Linked DNA regions of Homo sapiens: region 1 is linked to region 2. A link is a contact called in ENCODE Hi-C or POLR2A ChIA-PET data. All regions are on one chromosome and are shown on one strand. The core of a region is the stretch at or near the end of the contact, and the rest is flanking DNA. Distances in the headings are between cores, read along the strand shown. Region 1 overlaps MITF (melanocyte inducing transcription factor). Region 2 holds the start of LMOD3 (leiomodin 3).

Region 1 (4,620 bases), core at 333-2,832, 670 kb after region 2:
GGCAAAACCCTATCTCTACTAAAAATAAAAAATTTAGCTGGGCGTGGTGGCACACACCTGTAGTCCCACATACTTGGGAGGCTGAGGCGTGCGAATTGCTTGAACCCAGGAGGCAGAGGCTGCAATGAATGGAGATCGCACCACTGCACTGCAGCCTGGGCAACAGAGTGAGACTGTGTCTCAGAAAAACAAACAAACAAACCTCTCATGTGATCCAGTAATCCCAGTTTTGTGTGCATGTATATATATATATATATCCAAAAGAATTGAAAGCAGGGTCCTATAGATAATTGCACATCCATGTTCATAGCAGTGCTAGTCACAATAGCCAAGAGTGGAAGCAACCCAAATGTCCATCAGCAGGTGAATGGATAAACAGAATGTGCTGCATACATACAATGGAGTATTATTCAGCCTTAAAAAGGGAGGAAATCCTGTCATATGCCATGCTACAACATAGATGAATCTTTAGGACATTATAGTAAGTTAAGTAAGCCAGTGACAAGAAGGTAAATACTGTATGAATCCACTTATAGTAAGTTAAGTAAGCCAGTGACAAGAAGGTAAATACTGTATGAATCCACTTACATGAGGTATGTAGAGGAGTCAAACTCATAGAGACAGAAAGTACAATGGTGGTTGCTAGGGGGAGGGGGTAGTGGGAAAAGGGGAGTTGGTATTTAATGGGTATAGAGCTTCAGTTTTGCGAGATGAAAAAGTTCTGGAGATCTCTTGCACAACAATGTGAATGTAATTAACATCAATGAACTGTATATTTAGAAATGGTTAAAATGGTAAATTTTATGTAACATGTTTGTTTATTTGTTTTTTACCACAATTTTAAAAATTTCACATTTATCACCTGGCACTAATTTTACTACTTCATTGAGTATTTCAACATCTTACTTGAAGTTGCAAACCCCAAGGCCACAGGCTGAATGTGGCCCATGGACAATCAGTTTTTGACAAATGTGAAATAGTGGTCAATATTTTTTAAAAATTAGGAACTTTCACATCAAAACCCCTATATCTCGCTTCTCTTGGAAAACTGGAGAATCTGGAAATTCCAAGTCCCTAGTCTGTCCAATCAACAAATGGCTGTAGCTGAGGAGCAGCACCCCACTTTCAGTCCTAGGCATGAAATTCAGATTCATTTCTCTCACTCTCGAATTTCTTATACAAGACCCAAGTCCTCGTGCAGATATACTAACTTCCTGGCCACAGTATTTGTAGGTTTAAGATATTAAACTTCTTAATTCCAAATGCATCCAATAATAATAGACCGTAGATGGTGGATGCTCTGCGAGCTCCCACACTAACTTCTTTTTAGAGACACTAATTTCTAGGTTTCTGCTTCTGTTTGAGGTCCTAGAGTTATCATCTCTGTATTTCTATATGAACAAATATAGTCCCAATGCCCTTTTTTCTTTTGCCATTTTGCGTACAGCAAATGTCCTGCAAGTCATGTTCTAAATATAGATGTGTTAAATTTCAAATGTGAAAGTTTTTGAAGGGTCTAAAGCCAGTTTGCTAATCAGGGAAATGCTGTGATTGGCGCCAGCACTTGCAGTCCCTGAGGGGGATTGTGAAATCCGGCCTCCGCAACTGTGATTCAAGTCTGGGATGAAAGAAAACTCCATGATCGCTGAAGAGCTCTCCAAGTTGTTTTCTTCTTAACAGCGTGGTGGTGGTGGTGGTGGTTTGAGTGTCATAACAGAGAAAAGACAAATACATGTTCCTGAGTTCATTTTACTAGTACTGGATTAATAGTATGGTAACAAATCATTATTTTGCAAGCAAAAACAACCATGTTTTGCAATTCTTTATGTGCAAGTTGTAAGAAAATGCCTGTCAATAGAAAGGAATCTAGAGACCCAAGAGGCTCAAGACCTCTTCATGGCAAGTTAAGAAGAATGGCTACTTATGCAAAATATAAAAACCTTGGGTATTTGAAAGTTCAAACTGGCACAGTTTTTTCTCTTTTAAATCTTATTATTCTGTTGTTTTTCAAGATAGGGCTGGTGGCATCTAATGGCAAGTAGAGGCAAAATACTGGAATGCAGCAGTTGTGCGTTTTTCAAAGCTATGCACTGCATGACATCCCTGTGTGTGCATTTAAGTGTGTATGCAAGAGGCATTATTAGAACTGCCTATATGTTTCATGCTGGGTCTATTTCATTGGTGCAGTAGAACTTGGAAAATGCAGTTTCATGCTTTGAATAATAGTGAACAACAGTAGAGGAGGCCTTAGTTTCCAAGACTGGTGGAGCAGAGGTATTCGGGGAACTTTCTGGGAATGAGACTTGGATAATTAAGTTGCTGTGCCCTGAGAGTTGCTCCTTGAAGTAGAGACGGATGTGCTGAATCCTCATCTGTACTTGCCAGAAGTGAAGCTGTCATCTAGCACAGTTGCTGCCTCTGTTTTTGAAAAGAGATATGACTAGTTGATTCCATCACTATCTGATGCAGAATTTTCAAAGATGAGTAGTGGATCAGAGAAACGAAACAAAACAAAGCCAACTGAACTAAACTGTGTTGCTAGCTGAAAGGGTCTGATAGTGAGCAAAGGGCCAGATGTTTGGAGTTGCTTTCTTCAATTTTATTTCACTGCTTTTATCCATTAAATTGGTCAACAGCAGCACTCACTGGTAAAAATAGGAACAACAGATTCAAGTTTTCCTATGTGCTGTTACAGTGATGCCCTTTTTTTCTTTCCTCTCTCATCTCCTTGCTTTTTCCTTCCCTCCCTTCTTAAGCTCAAGCTTTCATTATATGATTTTTTTTTTAAATTCCAAAAGAATAACGATAGTGTATAGATAAAATGTGGTTAATTTCCCTACTCACCATCCCTAATCCTACTCTTCTAAAGAAATCAATATTAAGAGTTTGGTTTATATCAACAATCCTTCCCCAACCCATGCAAATAAGATATGTATCTAGAGAAATTTGTTTTTCTAATTTTTACAAAAGTGGACTCGTTCTGGGTACAGAATCTTGTAACTTGACTTCCCTGGCATTATTTTATTGGCATCTCTCCAAATCAGTACATTTAGCTCAAAATCGCTACTTTTAATGGCTAATTTTTTTAATAGTATAGTTTTATCACAATTTATTCATAAAATTCCTTATTGATTGATTCCTCTGCCCCACTAAAAATTTCCTCTCCTCCACTAAAAAGATAGCATTGCATATTTTAATTACACATACATATTTTTAAAGCTTTACCCTGTATAATATTTGAAGAGGAAAATTAAAGGGTTTCTAAATGTTTCATTTGCTTTATTACTTTAAATTTTTTCTTGTTTTATGGGCTAAAGTCTTTAGCTTTTTTTTTTTTTTTTTTTTTTTTTTTTTTTTTAAACAGGGTCTCCCTCTGCCACCCATGCTGAAGTACAGTGGTGCAATCACCGTTCCTGGGCAACCTCGATTTCCTGGGCCGAAGTGATCTTCCCACTTCAGCCTCCTGAGTAGCTGGAACTATAGGCGCTTGCCACCACACCTGGCTAATTTTTTTGTATTTTTTGTAGAGATGGGGTTTCGCCATGTTGCCCAGGCTGGTCTTGAACTACTAGGCTCAAGCAGTCTGCCTGCTTCGGCCTCCCAAAGTGTTGGGATTACAGGCGTAAGCCACTGCACCCAGCCAGATTTTCTAATTTGCTGATTTACCTCTTTGAATTTTTGCATTATAGCTATCTATGCTGTATAGTGAAGGATTTCTCAAGCTCGGCATTTTAGTCATTTTAGGTCATATAGCTCTTTGGTGTGAGTAGCTGTGCTGTGTGTTGTGGAACACGTAGCGTCCCTGGCTTCTACCCATTAGATGCTCATAGCATGCACCCTCTCCCAATGCTCATAGCATGCACCCTCTCCCAATGCTCAAGTTATGATGACCAAAAATGTCTCTAGTCACTGCCAGATGTTCCTTGGGTGGAAAAATTGCTCCTGTTGAGAACCACTCCTATAATGTATATAAGGTATATATTTAAAAACCCAGTTATGTGGAAGAACACTACTTTTCTTTATGTATTCACCAACACTTGGCAACATGAATGTAATGTCACATGCATTAGAAGTGAATCTCAGTATTGGGCCCCAGATAGTGAGCTTCACTTAGTTCCTGTGTACAAGCCAGCACTGGAATGATCTTCAGTTTATGCCATTTTGGTATCCATAATGGCACATAGACAACAGTGTCCTCATTTATAAGTTGTGCTATCTCAATCAGACAGTTTGAATATTTTCTGGCTGTGGTGGGGCAACACCTACTCAAATGAGGCAGGAATGCCATTTGCGTCTGACATCATTTTCTTCGACTGGGATTTGAGCAGTTCACGAGGCACCCATTGTCCCACCCATGTCACCCCAGCTATATGAAGTGTATAGGAGGCAGTGGCATCCAGGTAGCCAACGACCTCTTTCCTCTCCTAGTATCTTTTCTACAGAGTCTCCCCCAACTTCTGGCCTTGAGCAAAATAGCCCCATTGGGAAGATCACTGAGGGAAACTGCTGTTTCCACATATTCTATAATCTTTTTCTGTGAAAAGGTGAGCTATATATATAATTATTTAAGTTTCTTCACATTTGCAGGTGGCTATTGTGGTTGGTCTGCTTAACGAAATA
Region 2 (4,948 bases), core at 470-2,969:
TGCACATCAATTATAATGCTTTTCTATGCAACTTGTGGGCCTCATAGATATCATTTTGAAAGCCAGTATAGCAAGTTGAGACACAGGTTCATTTGAGCAAAAATTTCATGCTCATAACATAGGTCAGAAGAGACAGTGACAAGTCACCTTAACCACCTGAAGTCTTCACCACTGCATTTCTCACCTTGACCAGAAGGGGGAGCCAACCATCAAGCTGTTCAAGTTATACCAGAGGAAGGAAAAACATGTTGCAAGTACTCGTTTTTACCCCCTGAAACTGGCATTCACATAGAATTGGCTTTTCATCCATTGATCTCCAGTTGTAAAAAATCTGCAAATTGTACCTTGAACTCTAACCTGATCAATCCAGCTGTTTCTTTTCTTAATCTTAGCACATGTTTAAACTCTACTGACTGTAAAACCAATTGACAACTTTCCTTAATTACAGCCAGCTTCAGAGTAATTTAACAAGATGTATCTTTGTAAACAGGCATAACCTAAAGAGACTTTACCTAGGAGGCATCTCTGTCCTCTTTTTGTTAAGTCATTTTCAAGTGGAACATAAAAAAAAAAATTATGCTCATGCACAGTAAGTTTGCAGAGTTAACAATTCTAGCTTTCAGGTTTTAGAAAGTGAAGAACTAGCTTCAAAACCACTTAATAGCCATCGATTTCTAAATGTCATCACTGACAGCCAATACATAGTAATAATATAAGACATTTTCTGGTTATTCGACTTGGTTTAATTGCAGGTTGTGTGGCCAGACTTCAGGAGGACTGAAATGTTTGACACTGTGTGCGAAACACTGCGTATGTTTGGATGTGCCAGAGAGACAGAGGCTACAGAGCTGTCATTACTTTCTCAAAGGGGCCTGCAATAAAAAAGAAAGAGAGAGGTAAGGACAACTGCCTCTGGGTTATGAGTTAAGTCACTAAGTATCGTGGCAATAGAACACAGGCTTTCTGACACAGCAAACCCGACAGCAATTTTTAAAAAGAGACATTTGCAAGAAATTACCCAATTTTCCCCTTGTAAATATAAATGTGTTTCAGAAAGTTCCAGTCGGAGTAGGATTAAATATTATGGTTTAATCTAGATATGGCAAAAACAAAGCAGAACCAAACCCTGGAGTCTTGAGAAATCACAGTTACAACAGAGAGACCTAACAGCCCATCCCAGGCAGCCATTTCTCGGTTGTACACAAATCTCTGGTTACCTCGGATTTCACAAAGGTGACAGGAACTCGTTCCTCTTCCAGCATGCGCCTGGATGCCTTTTCCCAATACATATAATCAACAAGAGATTTATGATTGAAGTTTCCTGTCGGTGGCTTGTCAGTTTGATCTTTCTGAATCATTCCCACGGGAAGGCTGGGGTCAGGGGCCATGACTTCCATTTCCGACTGCAGTTCTTTCAGTTCTTCAGCAGACAAGTTGGCCAAGATTTCATCTTCATTAATCTCCTCATCGAGAAGTTCTTCTTGATCTGAATTTCTGCTGTGCTCTGACATTATTTTTTCTAAATATTATTTTACTAGAAAAGAAGAATAATCAAAGATGATTTTTAAAAAGAAGGAAAAAAGCCTCAAGAAGGTCCCCCAGTTAACGAGTGTCCCAAGTTAACACACCCTTGAGATATTTTTTTTTTTTTCCCAGGAACCTCAGTGGTTTGCTGAGCAGCTAGGAGTGATCACAGCTAAGCTCTTGCCGGATCTATATTAAGCAGGGCTTGGCTGGATGGGGTCAATTTATGGAACAACTATGCTGCTCTCTTTTTGGCAACTTGAGTCAGCTGCGCAAATCCATCTGACATTTCAGTACAGCTGCTATGTTTGCCAGAGACTAGCAGAGACTACAGAATCTCTGCAGGAATAAAATTAATTATCTTCCTATATGCCATCATATTGCCATACACAAATTCATGCAGCTCATACATACATACCCCAATACTCCAGGGGATTCCACTTGTTTTTATTTAAATATTAAAGCAACTTACAATATTTCAGAAGGGAAATCCAACCAGCAACCTGAGTTGTTTCTGAAGTAAAGAATTCACTTGAAGGTAGAAATCAAGCTCTTAGGGTCTGCCTCTTCCCTACAAGGTGAGTGTGGAAGCAAATAAAGTGGTGCACAGTGGAACAGAGGTCTTGCTATGTCACTCATCCTCTGTGTAAGCCGAACCTTTGCAAGATGTCCTGTTTGCATCTAGATCCTGTGATCTAACAGATGGGGACAACCAGCACTTGGATTTCCACTATAAGTGAGTTTAATATTTTAAATTATTTGCTTTTCTTATTAAGTATCCATTAAGCCAATATCAATGAAAATGGCTCTAAAGTGAAGTGTTAAAAAAGAAATCCAGACCACTAATATACTAAAAGAAACTATGAGAAGATTTTGTTTTCAAACCCTGAAGGGGCAATATGCAACATTTGTCCAAATTACAAATGCCCATTTCCTTTGACCCAGCAATTCCACTTTGAGAAGTGTATCCTACAGATATACCCCTACATGGGTGAAACAACGTGTGTACAAGGTTACACAATATAGCAAAGTACAAAACAGTGTGTTTTACATGCCATTATTTGTGTGACAAAGGGTACAATAATATATAATATACAAGTTTTATTATATATATATTTAAGACAGGGTCTGGCTCTGTCACCCAGGCTGGAGGGCAGTGCTGCGATCTCAGCTCACTGCAACCTCTGCCTCCCAGGATCAAGCTGGGACCACAGGCATGCACCACTACACCCAGCTAATTGTATTTTTTGTAGAGACAGGGTTTTGCCATATTGCTCAGGCTGGTCTCGAATTTCTGAGTTCAAGCAATCCACCTGCCTCGGTGTCCCAAAGTTCTGGGATTACAGGCGTGAGCCACCGTGCCTGGCTCGTAAATATATTCTTATTCCGAAATATACATTCATTGTACAAGAGTTAGGATAACATAGAAAGGCACAGAACAAAATCTTCCCCTTACCTCACTGTGAAGCTACCACTATTAACATTTCAGTTTTTTCATTCCAGTCCTTTCTTTTAGGCATACAAACTCTATCATTTTTTCTCATCTGTTTTTTTGACTGAGAAAGTCAGGATTCTTTTTTTCTAGGCAACTGTGTACTCTACTACTAAATAATTTTTTATTGCCCTCTGTTAGGATTCTTTATATGGATGTACCATAATTTGTATAACCAATCCTCAATTGTTGGATATTTAGAATGTTTTCAATTCTCACAAGCACAAATAGTTCTTTAATAAATATCCCTATACCTAAATAGTTTATAAACACACAAGTTTATTTCTTTAGAGTAAATTGAACAAATTCTAAAAAGTGAAATTGCTAGGTCACAGAATACGAAGAAATTAAATACTTTTTATATGTAGATTAAAGTAACAGCAAAAATCACAATTACTTTTGCACCAACCTACTAGGACCCATCTCCAATCTACTTATATTAAATATTTACAAATACTATACATGTTGGCCGGGCGCCGTGCTCATGCCTGTAATCCCAGCACTTTGGGAGGCCGAGGCGGGCAGATCACCTGAGGTCAGGAGTTCAAGACCAGCCTGGCCAATATAGCAAAACTCTATCTCTACTAAAAATACAAAAATTAGCCAGGCGTGGTAGCAGGCACCTGTAGCCCCAGCTACCCGGGAAGCTGAGGCAGAGAATCACCTGAACCTGGGAGGCAGAGGCTGCAGTGAGCTGAGATCACACAACTGCATTCCAGCCTGGGTGGCAGAGCAAGACTCCATCTTAAAATAAATAAATAAAAACAAACAAACAGATATACATGTTACCATTCCAACATTTCATATATATGTAAGTTTGAAACTTGAGACACCCCCATTCCTTTCTCCAAAAGTATCCAAGGATTTTAGTTTCTTGTGTATCTGTCCAAGGATATTTTATTGATAAAATTTGTGAAAAAGGAAGAAAAAAAAAATCAAATCAAGTGTGAGTTTGAAATGAAAGTTATAATATTTTCTTCCTACCCTAGTGTTTTATCTTGAGCATTCCAGGTTGAAAGGCTTTTCATATGTAATTAATGCCCCAGAAAGGTATTTCCAATTTACTTGAATGAGAATTTTCAAAGGACACAGTTATGTACTGGCAACTTATCCCTGGCCTCTCGCCTATCAGGTCTTCTCTTCTTCTTTTTTTTTTTTTTTTTTTTTTTTGAGACTGAGTCTCACTCTATTGCCCAGGCTGGAGTACGGTGGTATGATCTCGGCTCACTGCAACCTCTGCCTCCTGGGTTCAAGTGATTCTTGTGCTTCAGCCTCCCCAGTAGTTGAGACTACAGGCGTGTACCACCACACCCGGCTAATTTTTGTATTTTTAGTAGAGATGGGTTTTCACCATGTTGGCCAGGCTGGTCTTGAACTCCTGACCTCAGGTGATCTGCCCATCTCGGCCTTCCAAAGTGCTGGATTACAGGCGTGAGCCACCATGCCTGGCCAGGTCTTCTTTTAGTCCCTGTAAAAGGGGGAAGAGTTGAGCCTTGGTGGGCAGGGAGGTAGACCACTTTGTAGACCACTGATTTGTGGACCATCATTTCATAGAGTTTTCTTTGCAGAACAATGATCTAAAGAGATTCAGTCAAAACAAAAACAAAACAAAACAAAACAAGAACAACAAATCAATTTTGTTCAGGGAGGCTTGGGAAATGTTATATTCTGCATTTGTGTTTTAGATATTTGTAAAGCACAATTAGCTTTGAGAAACTCTGAGAAATTCTACACTAAAGAAACCAGTTTTTTAACCTAACCCTCCCCAATCTTAAATAATTCATATTTTGGGAAATACAGAGCTAAATATTAAAGAGCAGCCTCTGGAGTCAGTATACCTGGATTTCAGTGTCAGCTCCATTCCTAACTTAGGTGATACTGAGCAACTTAGCCCATATCTGATAATAATGTCTACCATATGCAATTATTGAG

What was found. A loop is a pair of places that touch in the nucleus more often than their neighbours do. ChIA-PET counts read pairs that join two places held with the same protein, here RNA polymerase II (POLR2A). Pooled maps may share reads with other maps.
Region 1: a map of gastrocnemius medialis shows a loop between it and region 2 (2.2-fold over the local background). The contact joins the enhancer-like site here to the promoter of LMOD3 in region 2. A Hi-C loop is called at or near these places in 1 of 168 maps with a recorded cell type or tissue (gastrocnemius medialis) and 2 of 50 pooled maps. POLR2A ChIA-PET finds 5 or more read pairs at or near these places in 1 of 52 experiments (A549).

Annotation. Positions count from the first base shown.
Region 1 is chr3:69,789,674-69,794,293 of GRCh38, forward strand. The region is part of intron 1 of MITF (melanocyte inducing transcription factor); the gene reads left to right. Among named protein-coding and RNA genes, the nearest start is that of MITF, 53 kb to the left of the region's middle. Within about 2 kb of position 1,583, at least 12 of the 41 ENCODE cell types and tissues checked have a DNase peak (open chromatin) inside an H3K27ac peak, as active enhancers do; they include gastrocnemius medialis, where a contact is called at or near this core.
Region 2 is chr3:69,120,876-69,125,823 of GRCh38, forward strand. It overlaps LMOD3 (leiomodin 3), which reads right to left and starts at 1,720. Exons shown (of 3, transcript NM_198271.5): 1 at 1,218-1,720. The coding sequence starts at 1,511. RefSeq lists an enhancer at 575-1,774.